Regions from separate parts of the Homo sapiens genome. Here region 2 is linked to region 1. Evidence: chromatin contacts called from ENCODE Hi-C data. All regions are on one chromosome and are shown on one strand. Each heading gives the region's core, a stretch centred on a gene start or an enhancer-like site at or near the end of the contact. The rest is flanking DNA. Distances are from core to core; before and after follow the strand shown.

The links. A loop is a pair of places that touch in the nucleus more often than their neighbours do. Pooled maps may share reads with other maps.
Region 2: a loop to region 1 is called in a pooled map, with 18 times the contacts of the local background. The contact joins the enhancer-like site here to the promoter of NXT2 in region 1. A Hi-C loop is called at or near these places in 4 of 37 single-sample maps with no recorded cell type and 10 of 50 pooled maps.

Annotation. Positions count from the first base shown.
Region 1 is chrX:109,533,226-109,540,250 of GRCh38, reverse strand. NXT2 (nuclear transport factor 2 like export factor 2) reads right to left here and starts at 3,407. Exons shown (of 4, transcript NM_001242617.2): 1 at 3,230-3,407; 2 at 2,120-2,206. The coding sequence starts at 3,244. RefSeq lists enhancers at 2,877-2,936, 3,227-3,426 and a silencer at 3,047-3,096.
Region 2 is chrX:109,779,485-109,786,509 of GRCh38, reverse strand. No RefSeq gene overlaps it. Among named protein-coding and RNA genes, the nearest start is that of ACSL4, 50 kb to the right of the region's middle. Within about 2 kb of position 2,872, at least 2 of the 41 ENCODE cell types and tissues checked have a DNase peak (open chromatin) inside an H3K27ac peak, as active enhancers do.

The DNA.
Region 1 (7,025 bases), core at 2,158-4,657:
TTGAAAGCAGTAAGGTACAATACACATTCAAGGCAAGGCACAATAAACATCCATTGTCACAACCCTTTTCCCTGACATCAAATATCAGTACAAGAAACTTCTTTTATCTTTTGCCTTAAAAAATTGGTTTTCACCTGACAAAAACAAGCAATGGGGAAAGGATTCCCTATTTAATAAATGGTGCTGGGAAAACTGGCTAGTCATATGCAGAAAACTGAAACTGGACCCCTTCCTTACACTTTATACAAAAATTAACTCAAGATGGATTAAACACTTAAACGTAACACCCAAAACCATAAACCTAGGCAATATCATTCAGGACACAGGCATGGGCAAAGAGTTCATGACTAAAACACCAAAAGCAATGGCAATAAAAACCAAAATTGACAAATGGGATCTAATTAAACTAAACAGCTTCTGCACAGCAAAAGAAACTATCATCAGAGTGAACAGGCAGCCTACAGAATGGGAAAAAATTTTTGCAATCTATTAATTTCCAAATCTACAGGAACTTAAACAAATTTACAAGAAAAAACAACCCCATCAAAAAGTGGGCAAAGGATATGAACAGACACTTCTCAAAAGAAGAAGTGGCCAGCAAACATATGAAAAAATCCTCATCATCACTGGTCATTAGAGAAGTGCAAATCAAAACCACAATGAGATACCATCTCACGCCAGTCAGAATGGCAATCATTAAAAAGTCAGGAAACAACAGATGCTGGAGAGGATGTGGAGAAATAGGAATGCTTTTACACTGTGGGTGGGAATGTAAATTAGTTCAACCATTATAGAAGACAGTGTGGCCATTTTTCAAGGAACTAGAACCAGAAATACCATTTGACCCAGCAATCCCATTACTGGGTATATACCCAAAGTATTATAAATGATTCTACTATAAAGACACATGCACACATATGTTTATTGTGGCACTATTCACAATAGCAAAGACTTGGAACCAACCCAAATGCCCATCAATGTTAGACTGGATAAAGAAAATGTGGCACATATACACCATGGAATACTATGCAGCCATAAAAAAGGATGAGTTCCTGTTCTTTGCAGGGACATGGATGAAGTTGGAAACCATCATTCTCAGCAAACTAACACAGGGACAGAAAACCAAACACAGTTATGTTTTCACTCATAAGTAGGAGTTGAATAATGAGAACACATGGACACAGGGAAGGGAACATCACACACCTGGGCCTGTCAGGGGGTGGGGGGCTAGAGGAGGGATAGCATTAGGAGAAATACCTAATGTAGATGACGGGTTGATGGGTGCAGCAAACCACCTTGGCACGTGTATACCTATGTAACAAACCTGCACATTCTGCACATGTATCCCAGAACTTAAAGTATATATATATATAAAATCCTATGCTTAATAAATGGGTTTTATATAAAAAATAGGTTTTTAGAGATAGGGTATTAACTTTTGCAGCTGCAGGACAGAAGTAGTTCTCCAAAGCACAGTTCTATGCTGGTAAGAGACCTAGGCAAGACTCACTTGACCACATACTGACATAATTACGTAAAAGATATGGTGCAGGGATAAGTTGCAATGAAAAAGCTGATGAAATCTCGGTCTGTTGAGGACTTAATATTATCCATGCTACATGCATACTTTTTGTGGGTGTAAGCTATACTTTTGAGCCATGATCAGAAATTATCTATAAATATATGAAATAAAAGGGGCGAATCAGGAAATATTCCCCGTAATGACCCACCCCTTCATTAGCACTAATAATACCTTAACCATATTGGTTAATTGATGGAACTAAGAAAAGGAAACATATTTAAGAAAATATGCTGGGCCTAATGTTAAGTGCGGTATTTTAATTAATTCATACTTACCAACCTGAAAATAAAATGAGGTTAAGGGAAAATGGCAACTTGCTCCAGGTCAAAGAACTAGGTAAAAGTAAACCTGGGATATGATTCCAGAGCCCATGTTCCCACTAATGCCATACCAATCCTTCCCTGAGCAATTTGCTTTTAAAGAGTAAATCCACAGTTACCACTTATGCAAGTCAGATGAAACGCTGGCTCCAGACACAACCTGGTATTTAATAAAGAGTAGTAGTCTATAAAGAGTAGTAGAGTCTATAACACTCACCCGTCTTCTTTTATCCATTGTCTCATAGTAAATATTGACAAACTCCTCAGCAGCTCTACATGCCTGATCTACATAAGTTTTAAAATCCTACAAGAAAAATTCCAGAAGTATAGATTACCAACCTTTTCAACCCCTCACAAACACAAAACCACTGACAGAAGCTGATGATTTATTTCAACCACTATGTAGCTCTATATACAGTCCACATTCTTTCATATAAATTCAGACATTTTAAAGGCCGGACTCTGAAGTTTGCAATTTTAAAATTTTTCACTAATTTTAAGTGCATGTCTTTAGGACATAATCTTCTCAATGAATCTGAGTCTTTTTCAGTCTCCACATATAAATTTATAATCTTTTCTTGGCAACTAAGCACTTTAGACTTTCAATATTTTACAAACATTCACGGCAATGAAAATGACACCACCTGAACCTTAGAAAAGGAGAGAGAGCGGCAAAAACTGCCACTGAATAAGCTAGGAAATTGTTTTCTGTTTTCAAGTGAGGTGTTAGAGCCAAACTCCAAAGTTGATGAATGGGAAACACACACACACACACACACACACACACACGAAAGTAGTTCAACTACTTGAAAAACCGGCAGCTCCACTTAGGAAACTTTCCCACATTGCGTAAATATTCACTGCTGTTTGCCTAAGAACTGTGACACCGAAGAAAGCAACGCTGTTGGCGTTCGTGCCGGAGAATTAAGGAATACCTTCCTTCTCATTCATGTACGGGGCCCAGTCTATTACTAAATTAAGAACAATGAATCGCCAGTTTCTTTGTCAGGTGACTGAAAGTGATTTTTAGAGAGGAAGATAATCGAGAGAAAGAAACTGCAAGCCATAAACAACAAACCCCAACATCCCCGCCTCTCGCTATTTCCCAGCTCAGGGTCCTTTCCGGGATCAGAAAGCGACTGCTAACCAGGCTGGGGGTGGGGCCGGCAGGGCGGGCAGCAAAGCGTGGGCCCCGCCCCGCAGTGCAGAGAGCCGGGACGTGATTCGTCACCTATCCACGTGAGCAGCAGCCAGACCGCCCCGGAATCCCTCCTCTCAGCCACTGGAGTCCGGCGCCCAGCCGTCCTGCCACGGCCCAGGCACTCACCAGAGACGTGGCCATCTGGGACCTTGTAGCAGTGTGTTCTGGCAGTGTCGGCGTCACTACCTCCTCACGTGTCCGGTCCGCAGGGCTGCGGAATGATCAATACTTATGAAGAGAGCGAAACCCGCCAAACGCACAAAATTTTCCACCCTCCCATTCTCTCCCGGAAGTAGCTCGGTCCGTCGTTAAAAGCACACCGATGTTCCAACCTTAAGTTCCACTTCCCTTCAGTTCCTGAAGATCCCTCCCATCCACCTTATCTACTTGTTTGATACTTAGTTTAAAATTTAAAAGCCACTTTGCTTTTGTAAACATGATACTCAACAGGAAAGTCCCCTACTTTTCTAACGACAAGCCTGGGGACAAGCAAAAATGAAAGTGTTCAATTACAGGGACTTTTTTGCCCCAGGAGGCGGAGCCAAAGCCCTCTGAAGACCAATTAGAAATGCGAGGAGACCTACTATTCCGTAGCCTATAGGATAAGTGGGCAGAGCTTGGGGAAAGGCGTGCGTGACTAGTGAACAATTTAGCATTCTGGAACGTTCTGGAAGGATCATCCTCACTGAATTACTACGTTTTGGCAGTATGCCTAAAATTACTATTTCATTTTAACCCAGCCACATTGAACAGGAAAAGTTCATCTGGTTTCTCCATTCTGGCATTTTAAAATGTCTCACGGACACCAACAAAAATTAAGTTTACAGTGCTATTCACCATCTTTTAAGGGCTATTTATTCTGCAAGGTATTCTAACAATAACTAAAATGTCGAGTGCTGACTATATGTAAGGTGCTTTTCTAATCAGTTTTACATATATTCACTTATTATAACAATGCTGAGGTAATTGCTATTATTTTATCATCTTCATTTTACAGCTAAGACTGTAAAATCTGCCTACGGTCACAAACTAGTTGAGATTCAAACTCAAGCAATATAACTGTCATGGCAATGTGGCTTTGCTCCCCAACACCCCTTAAAAACCTCTCATCCCAAAGCCGCCAATGACTTCTGATTTAAATGGCAAATTAATTAGATGTCGTAGTTTTACCTTGAGTGGCTGGTGTGTGGCCCCTCATAATAGTTACTTCTTCTTTGGTATCCTTCTCTGTCTCCCTGAGACCAGTGGCTTCTGTATTTTCTCATACTTTTAATCTTTCTCTTTATCTGGCTCTTTTCTCTTCAAGGTAGGACTAACGGAAGCTTCTTCTCAGCCAGCCAGCTTCCGTTTTCCGTTAACCTCTGACTGGCGTCACTTCCGGTGCATCCCCCCTTTTAAAGCCTCCCTTCTTCAGGGTGATCTAAATTGCTACTCGTATGCTAATGAATCTCAACAACCTATCCCAAGCCCCCACCCCTTATCTGAGCTCCAATTACACATAATAATTTTGCTAAACATGAACGTGACTGCACTATAGGCTTCTCAAACTTGTACGTCCAAAATTTAAACTCATTATTTCCTCCGCACTTCCAAACTTTTATATTCTCCCAGTCACCTATCTTGAATTCTCGGAATCTTTATTTTTTTGGTTCCGCTCTCCTCCTCATCATAATTCATTCAATAAATATTTATCAAGTATTCACTATGTGCCAAAGATTGTGCAAGGCTCTGTATATAGAGTGGTGAATAAAATAGGCATGTTTCGAATCCTTGTGAGGCTCAAAGTGTAATGAGAGTGCTAGACAATAAACATAACATTGAGTTACAAAGAAATACTAAGTAACTTGCTTAGTTCTGACCATTCCCTATAGCAACCCTTCTCCCTCTTCCCCTCCCCTCCCCTCCTCCTCCTCCTCCTCCTCTTCTTCTTTTTTTTAGAGACAGAGTCTCACTCTGTGGCCCAGGCTGGAGTGCAGTGGCATGATGTTGGCTCGCTGCCAACCTCCGCCGCCCGGGTTCAAGTAATTCCCTTGCCTCAGCCTCCCGAGGAGAGTAGCTGGGACTGCAGGCGCCAGCCACCACGTCCGGCTAACCCTCTTCGTTTTTCTCCCTCGCTCTTCTTGGCTCTCTCCCTCCCTTTCTCCCCCACACTTCTCTCACTTTCCCCATCTCATTCTCTCCTCCCTCTCTCACCCCCACTTCTCTCTCTTTCCCCCTCTCATTCCCCCTCTCATTCTCTCCTCCCACACAAACTTTGATAACTCTATTGTCTATTTTCTTCCAAATTCTCATAATCTTTAAATACCTACCTTGGTCTGATCTGAATTTATTTTCCCAGGCTATTCTCCCAAATTCACCAACACTGGCAAAGTTAACTACTACTGTTTGCCAAGAATGACTGATGTTTACTACTTCATTGGTGATTGTTTTTCTTGATTGAGAGATTGTGTTTTATATGATTTCATTCAATCCTCACAACCCCCAGAAAGGCAGACATTATTATCTAGATTTTTAAAAATTTAAACTTAAGTTTAAAGAAGTTAAGTAAATTGGTTAAGATGATACAGCTAGTGGACCTGGGATTTCAGTCCCAAACTTTCAAATCCCAAAGTCTGCTTTTAGACACTTGGCTATTCATGCATTTACTTATATATTCTTATTTTGGAATGTTCCCTCCATTTCTACCTGCCCTTCAGGGACCAGAACAGGTGCGATCTTCCCTATGAAGTCTTCCCTCATTTCATGTCCCCTGAACCCCAACTGTTGTGAGCTCTTTAATGGCTATGAGAATGGCTATTGGTGTGGGAAATAGTGTTGAAAAATATGGGAGGGTTGAAGTACTGGAAAGGGACAGCTGAGTTAGAGGTGGAGGGGAGCTCAGTTTTGCACTGAATTTTTGCACAGAATTTTGTGCTACAAAGTGGAAATTGCTACATTGTGCTACAAAGGTAGGAGACTGGGTAAACTGATAATATAGAAACCAATGATGGGCTCTGGTTGTCAGAGCAGTGAATTTAAAGATATGAAAACTATGTTGGATGGAGGGGGAGGGATGCAAATGGAAACAAAGTGAATAAGACACGGAGTTGCTCTTCACTAGATAACTGCAAATGTATAAAACTTGGGAAGAATGACTAGGAAGGGTGTGAAAGAGCTTTTCTTGGAACACAGCATAGCATTTTGATTGAGCACATTGTTGTTGGCACCAGTCTGGGCTCAAATCCTAATCATGCTACTGACTAGTTTTGTGACCTTGGCAAAATTACCATTCCATGACTCATACTCCCGATCTGTAAAATGGAAATGATATTAGTACATATTTCACAGCATTGCTTTAGGAATTAAATGAGTCAGTGCCTGTCATATAGTTCCTGCTTGAGGAGCATTATTTTCCTACCCATGGCAGAGGAAATTAGGCAGCCACTTATTTGAGAGTATGAGGCGGGTCCAGATTAGATAACATATGAGGTATTGAGAGGCATCTATCTGCACAGTTTAGGAGATGGCTGGTGACCCTGGGATAACAGACTGTAAGGAGCAATAAATTGTGTCAGGTAGGATTAAATGAGGCTGTGCTGTGCAGCCAGATCTTCTGATCAAGTGTAAACCTAATGGAATTAATGTTGTTGGGAATTACCAACATCCCCATCTGAATCTTTGCCTTGCTCAAGACTTGAGAAGAACTAATCTAGAACAACCAGGGAAGTGATCTGAGCAGTCAACTCCTTCCTCTGAGCTCCTTAATTGGTAACCATAGTGTTCACATCAAATAGTGCTTTTAAAAAAAAGTTTAATTGAGATATAATTCACATATACAATTCACTAATTTAAAAACCAATTCAGTGGTTTTTAGTATATTTACAGTTATTCAAGCATCACTGCACAACTTTAAAACATTTTTAACACCTCGAAGAGAAACCTC
Region 2 (7,025 bases), core at 1,623-4,122, 250 kb before region 1:
CACCTTGGGTGGCTGAGGCAGGAGGATTGCTTGAACCCAGGAGTTCAAGACCAGCCTGGGCAAAATGACAAAACCCTGTCTCTACAAAAAATATGAAAATTAGCCAGGCCTGGTGACACATGCCTGTAGTCCTAGCTACTTGGGAGGCTGAGGTGGGAGGATCTCTTGAGCCCAGGAGGTTGAGGCTGCAGTCAGGTGAGATTGCACTACTACACTGCAGCCTGGGTAACAGAGCGAGACCATATCAAAAAAGAAAAAAAATTACTTCATAGAATAACTGAGTTTCACAAAGCCAAGTCACGTATTGTATAAGAGACATTTAATTTTCCTAATATTAGTATGTTGTTGAAAGGCATTTGGCTGAGAACTGATGCTCTGGAATCAAAGTTGCAAATCAGGTATTACCAGAAAACAAGAGTGAAAGTGGGAAACCTGGTTTATCATCCAGGGTTAAGGGCTAAATGCAAATAGCCAAGAGAGATGTTTTTACTGCCATTTGCATCTTCATCATCCTTGGGATTAAAGCAGTCATTAAATACCTATTGGTGCACTGAGCTGTAGCAAATGAGTAAACACGTGCATGGTCTCCTGCCAACATGGGATTTATAATGGTGTAGACAATTCCGTGGTAGAAGTATAGTAAACACATGTAGAATGTGAAAAATTAATAACTTACATTAATTTAGTAAATTACATATTTTCATTGAGTGCAAATAGGAGGGAAAGTGCATTTACCAGAGTTGAGCAAAGGAGCTAGAACAAGGAATTACTGCCACTTTTTCAAGGCTTGTCTTGTGGTGATGGATTTCAAGAGCTGTTTAAATGATGGGAGAAAAAGCTAGTGGAATTGGGTTGGGTGTGCTTTTGTAGAATATTCAGAGGTGGGAATTAAATAAATGGTTAAATGACAACTTAGGGGAACCAACATTCCCTTAGCCTTGCATGTCCTTGAGGGAATACACTAGAGGGACATAGTCTCTCTCCGTGCCCCTCCATTACATCCTACCGAGTGAAGAAAGACTTATCTGAGTAATGAGTTTTTGAGAATAAATTGAGAATGCTCTGCCATTTTCAAGTAGTCTTTCTAAGGATTTTATTGTGGTCCGCTGTTAGCTTGTGAGGCAGGCCTTAGCTTGTCTCTCTGTTTCCTAATTTTCTCAGAATCTTGTCCCAAATTTCTGAGAGATTAAATTTGGTGAATAGGTGTATGAGGCTCCCTAATTCAGAGGTGAGGGAGGTATTAGAAAGACTGCTGAGGTTGCACATTCTCAGCTACGTCCGCCAGTTCAGTTTTATAACTGACATTTTGAGCTGCTATCTGATTCTGGTGTTCGTGTCTCAGTTGCTTTTAAATTAGAAAGAGGAAAGGGGATGTTACTGATCTCTTAAAACCCAACAGAGAAATGAGTAGATTTATCAGAAAGAAGTGGAGATGGCTGATAAGAAAGACAGAAAACCCCCATGAACCTCATGAAGAAGGTCAAACTTCACTATCTTCCATTTTCCTTTCTCCAATGGTCATCACTAAGATATATTATTTAGTCCAGTGCTTCCCAAACTATTTATAGTGAAGGAACAGTTTTCCTTTCTTTCAAATAAAATTCCAATCTGTCATAGACTGATACTTTCTTTTAAAAATAATACAAATAAATTATTATAAAATGATATTTAATAAAAATCAAAGTTGTAAAAATACAAGCTCAATTTTTTTAAATAATTAGGTTCAACAGACAAGAATATTCTGTTACATTGCTATACATTTTTAAAAACTCTAACTCTCAGTCTCTGACTAATCTCGTCACAGACCAGCACTGGTCTGTAGCACACACTTTTAGTATGATAGATCTAGTTAATTTAAGTTCACAGAATCTTCATCATTGTCCTCTAAAAATGGGACACAGTGGTTAAGCGTACAGGTTCTACTAACAGACTTTCAATTCCCAGTGAATGAGTGGTGAAGTCAATACTTGCCTCATAGGGTCGGTATAAGGATTAAATAGGAATTTGTCTAAAGCACTTGTCTATGTTGAGCCTCTTGAAAGTGTCAACAACTGTTATTATTATTCTGGACCAATATACATGTTGGGAGGTACACTTCTGCTTAATGTTTGTACCTCAATGGGTACAAATAAATATTTCCATACCGTGTTCTTTAAATGAGTCAGATTGTATTATCTTCTAATAATTTGGGCAATTGGTCTTTGTGTTTTCTTTCACCCAGAAGCTGACCAAATCTGTACAAGTAAAGCAAGGGGCTTGAAGACTTTTGCTTTCAAGGCTCTATTGGTTCATCCTTGAGATACAAACATGACTTTTCCAGATAAGTTCTAGATCCCACATAAGCTAAATAGTCATAGTCAAAGGTCTAGCCTCAGTAAGATCACTGTCTATGTCTCTGTGAACATTTGCAAAGCTAGTGTTGCTAAATACTGCCTCCTAAAATCTCGGTTATGTTTCCTATAAAAGAAGAAGGCCTGGAAGGCATTCAAAGTACTGGAAAAACTTGGAGTTGGGAGGGTTCGGTTGGGGGTGCCCTGGAGCCTGGAATGTACCTGCTGAGTTGGATCAGGAAGCAAAGTGTGCCAAATGGCCTTGTAACAGGGTTAAGCAAAGATTTATACTTGTCAGAGACGTGGCTAACTGTTCTAACCTCCACCCCTATCTTGGCGTTTCCTATTATGCAATTTTCCAGTTCCAGCTAAATCCACTTCTTTTGATTATAAAAAAAGTAATAATAAACCTACACCTGAATGGCATAGAACATTAACCGATTGTTTCCCCATATCAAGCAAATCTACTTTTCATTAAGGCAGAGCTCATAAAAATCCAATTCACTCTCACCGCTCTGGTCTGTTCAGGCTGTAGGGCCAAAACTGAGGCAGTTTGGGTCACGGGGGCTGTTTAGAGCATTGCCTCCGGCCTCACTAGGGTACTGAGTTTCATTCTCTGTGGTGAACCGAACTGACTTCATTTTTTCCAGTTTAGTCTGGTAAAGCTACAAGTTTCATGTTCTAAATTTACTTCAAGTTGCTGCAAAGTCTATTCCTGTGTAGTTGTAAAGGGAATACTGTCTATTGAGAAAGGCAAACCAAATTTCTCAGAGGTTCAATTTGGTTTTTAACAGAAGGAGTAGGCTCAACTACATTTGCAGGGGAGAGGGTGGTTGTGAATTCAGAGCATCAACTGGTGATATATTATGTTCATCTCTGAATTTAACAATTATGAGGCCCCATGATTTCTCACCAATGGTGGGTGTGTGCGGGGCAGGGAAGAGGCCATAAAGGCTACTAGAACGGATGGAGGTTTGTTAGATTGTTATATTAAAAAGTAAGCTGAGTGATGAGTAAGACATCCTTCCACCTCCAGAAACATGGCCATCTGGCAGGTCCTTGGCAGAATTGAAAATGAAACAAAGAATGTTAATTCTCAAGTCCTTGTTCAAAGTTAAAAGCTATTTTGTTCCTCATCTAATGAGTAAAAATGATGCATATTTACCTGGAATATAAACTGCAAATGCCTGTCTCACTGTCCTTGGATTTTTTTGAAATGGGTAGGGAGGATTGCTATTTTAACAATTGAAATTCAATGACTCTGCTGCTGCTCTCGCCCTCTTGCTGTGTGGTTTATCATTCATTCACGTCGAAATGATCCACTTGTTGGTGGGAAGCCTCACCTGGGAAATTGTGCTCTCTGTAGTCACATAATCAAATGTAGTTACAGAGACAATGAGAAATGTTAGAAGATTCGCTTGAGGAGGAAGTCAGTCTACTGATAAGGCAGAACCAAAGAATGTTCCCCAGGAGGCATCACATTTCCTTGTGTCATTTTCTAAAACGGCACAGCGTAGCAAGCCACTAGCGAATGAGAAAATCTTGGTTCTCATTCTTGGATTCAGCAGTGTCCTTGGATGGCTTAGGCCGCAGTGAGAAAATACTTGGCTAAAATACCTTTGAAACCTAGAGCTGCTGAGTGCACTGTCAAAATCACTAATGCTCCCATGGCATTTAGTCCCCATCTACACCCCAAATTCCATATGCCACAGTGATGCACCTGGCTTTGTTTCTCCCACAACTTAGGTTTTTTGCGGGGGAGATGGGGTTCATTTATTTATGCTTTGTAGTAAGTGGCATTTATTTGTGTAGGAATCCTTTTGGTTAACATGTGACAATCCCCTGAAGTCTTTCTAGTCTTATTTATTTTTGGTTGTTTGAACCTTCTTAGTAAGGAAGAGTCAATGGTTTTAATACTCTTCTCTCTCTCTCCCTCCATCCCCCCCGCCGCCCCCACCCTGCCCCCAGCCTGCCACTTCTCTTTTGGGTCTGGATATTCTGAAGTTCTCTGAGAATTAATCCAAACCAAACTGCCTAGGTGCAGGGTGAGCCCTCCAGATAGGGTAACTATGGTAGAAAGTGTTCCTAAATCTAACTTGACTTCCAGAGGAAATTTAATGATTTTTTAAGCTATTCTTGGGCCCAAGGATTTGGGATGAGTATATTTAGTGATCTAAAAATGATTGCTGGAAAACAGAGGCTAACCACCATACTACTTGGATGTAGAGAGAAAATATTTATTGTATGCAACACTCATATAATGATTTATAGTTTTCATTGTGTTTAAATATTGTATTATTAAATCCCCTCAACCTGTGTGGTGAGGGAGTTGATGATATTCTCACAAGGAAACTAAAGTCAGAAGATTAAATAAGTTCCTCAAATGTAGTATGCCAAACTCTTTCAACTAGAAGGGTGACTTTAGTACAAAAGGGAATTTTTTCACATGACTACATGGTACCTGGCAGAACTGAATGGAGAAAGTGTTGCCAGAAACCTGGGGTTCAGAGATTTTAATAAGGATTCAAAATTGCCAGAACATTCTCTCTACTCATCTTTATTTTTTCTTGTCTCTGCTTGGATTCACTCTGTAGACAGTCTCCCTATATATGGTGAGAAAGATGGTGGGTGGTAGCCTACTCATGTACCCTTACGATTCATGATCAAAGTGAGGGCTACCTTTACTTCAGACACTTTTGGGTAAGACTCAAATTCACTTAGCTTAGATCATGAAATCTCTCTCTTGGACCAATCACTGTTTCCCAAGAGGTGCAGTGCTACTGTCACCAGTGGAGGGTGTCCAGGTTCTTGGTGTCTTGAACAAAAAATTGGACAAAACACACAAAAAAACAAGGAAGGAATGAAGGGATTTATTGAAAATGAAAGTACACTCCACAGTGCGGGAGCTAGCCTAAGCATAGGGGCTCAAGGGCCCTGTTGCAGAATTTGTAAGAGTTTAAATACCCTCTCCAGGATTCCATTGGTTACTTGGGGTATGTCCTATGTAAATGAAGAGGATGAAGTAAAGTTACAAAGTTAACTTGGCCTACACCCTATGGAGAGGATATTTCCTGTCATAGCTGAAGTGTGAATTGGCCTTATGTTCCCTGCCTCCAGACCCTATTTTCCTGCCTCACTATGGTTGGAACAGGCCTGAATCATGTGCCCACCCTTGTAGTCGGGTAAGGGCGAGTGCACCATGATTGCCAGCTTCACCTGGAAGACAACGAATGGGGAAAGAGTTCTTCAAAGGGAAAGGGATGATGTTACTGGACAAAGAAGAATGTGTGTGAGGTAGACAAAAACACCAAGTATTGCAGCCCACTACACCCAAATTCTGGAAAGTCTGGGTGGCTCTTTCTAAAACACCATGCTAAGAGAGCATGAGGTGAAACAAACTGGTCGAACACAAAGGATAGCATTTAAGGAGTTTTAGAAGTTTGTTTTAGAGGTCTTAGTCACTATTTTTGAGAAGTCATGAAGAATAGCTAGACCTAGTGAAGTGAAAAGTCTGCATACAACCCATAATTGAAAAGAGTGATGTTTGGAAAACTAAGAGAGCAGTAGTTCTCAAACATTTTGGTCTAAGGAGTCCTTAGTACCCTTAAACATTATTAGGGACCCAAAAGATATTTTGTTTATGTGCTATAACTATCTATACTTATCAAGTTAGAAATTAAAACTAAGACATTTAAAAATATTTGGTAGATTATTTAAAAATAAAAAACAACCCATTGTGTGTTAAATAGCATTTTAATGAATAATAATTATAACTTCTTCTGCTTAATCAAGGACATTCTTAAGTGAGATGGCATTTCTTTTTCTGCCAATATGTGGTAATAAAGCACACAATAACCAGTAGTATAGTTTGGTACCCCTGCCTTAATCCATGCTACAGCACCAGCAGTTTTACCCACCATTGCTTTTTCACCATCATTACAATTACCAACACTCTGGAAAAGGCAAATAATATTTTAGCATTATTTTGAAAATAAGTTCGATCTCTTCAGCTCCCTAAAAGGGTCATAGGAACCCCCAGGCATTTGTGGACAACATGTCGAGAACCAGAACTGCCGCAGTGGAGATCATCATGTAATTCATTTACCCATAGAGACTAGCATCAAGTACTGGATAGCAATCAGCCCAGGTTCACATAAAGCAAATCATCCTATGGCCTTTTTTTTTTTTTTTTTAGATGGAGTTTCACTTTTGTTGCCTAGGCTGGAGTTCAATGGCACGATCTCGGCTCACTGCAACCTCCGCCTCCCAGATTCGAGCGACTGTCTCGCCTCAACCTCCCGAGTAGCTGGGATTACAGGCGCCTGCCACCACGCCCAGCTAATTTTTGTATTTTTAGTAGAGACGGGGTTTCACCATGTTGGCCAGGCTTGTTTCAAACTCCTGACCTCAGGCGATCCGCCTGCCTTGGCCTACCAAAGTGCTGGGATTACAGGCGTGAGCCACTGCACCCGGCCCATCCTATGACATTTTAATTTTCTTCTTTGAAAGAAAAAATAGACCATGGAGTTAAGAGTGAAATAGTATCATTGTAATGAAATCACTTTGAAACTGTTTAAAAGTCTTGTTAGATTTTCATAATCAACATGGAAAAGCATTTGTTAATCTTGCAATTCCCCAGAAGAGTTTTCTGCCCCTTTTAAGAGTTTATAATATAAGCTAGACTATATCTACACA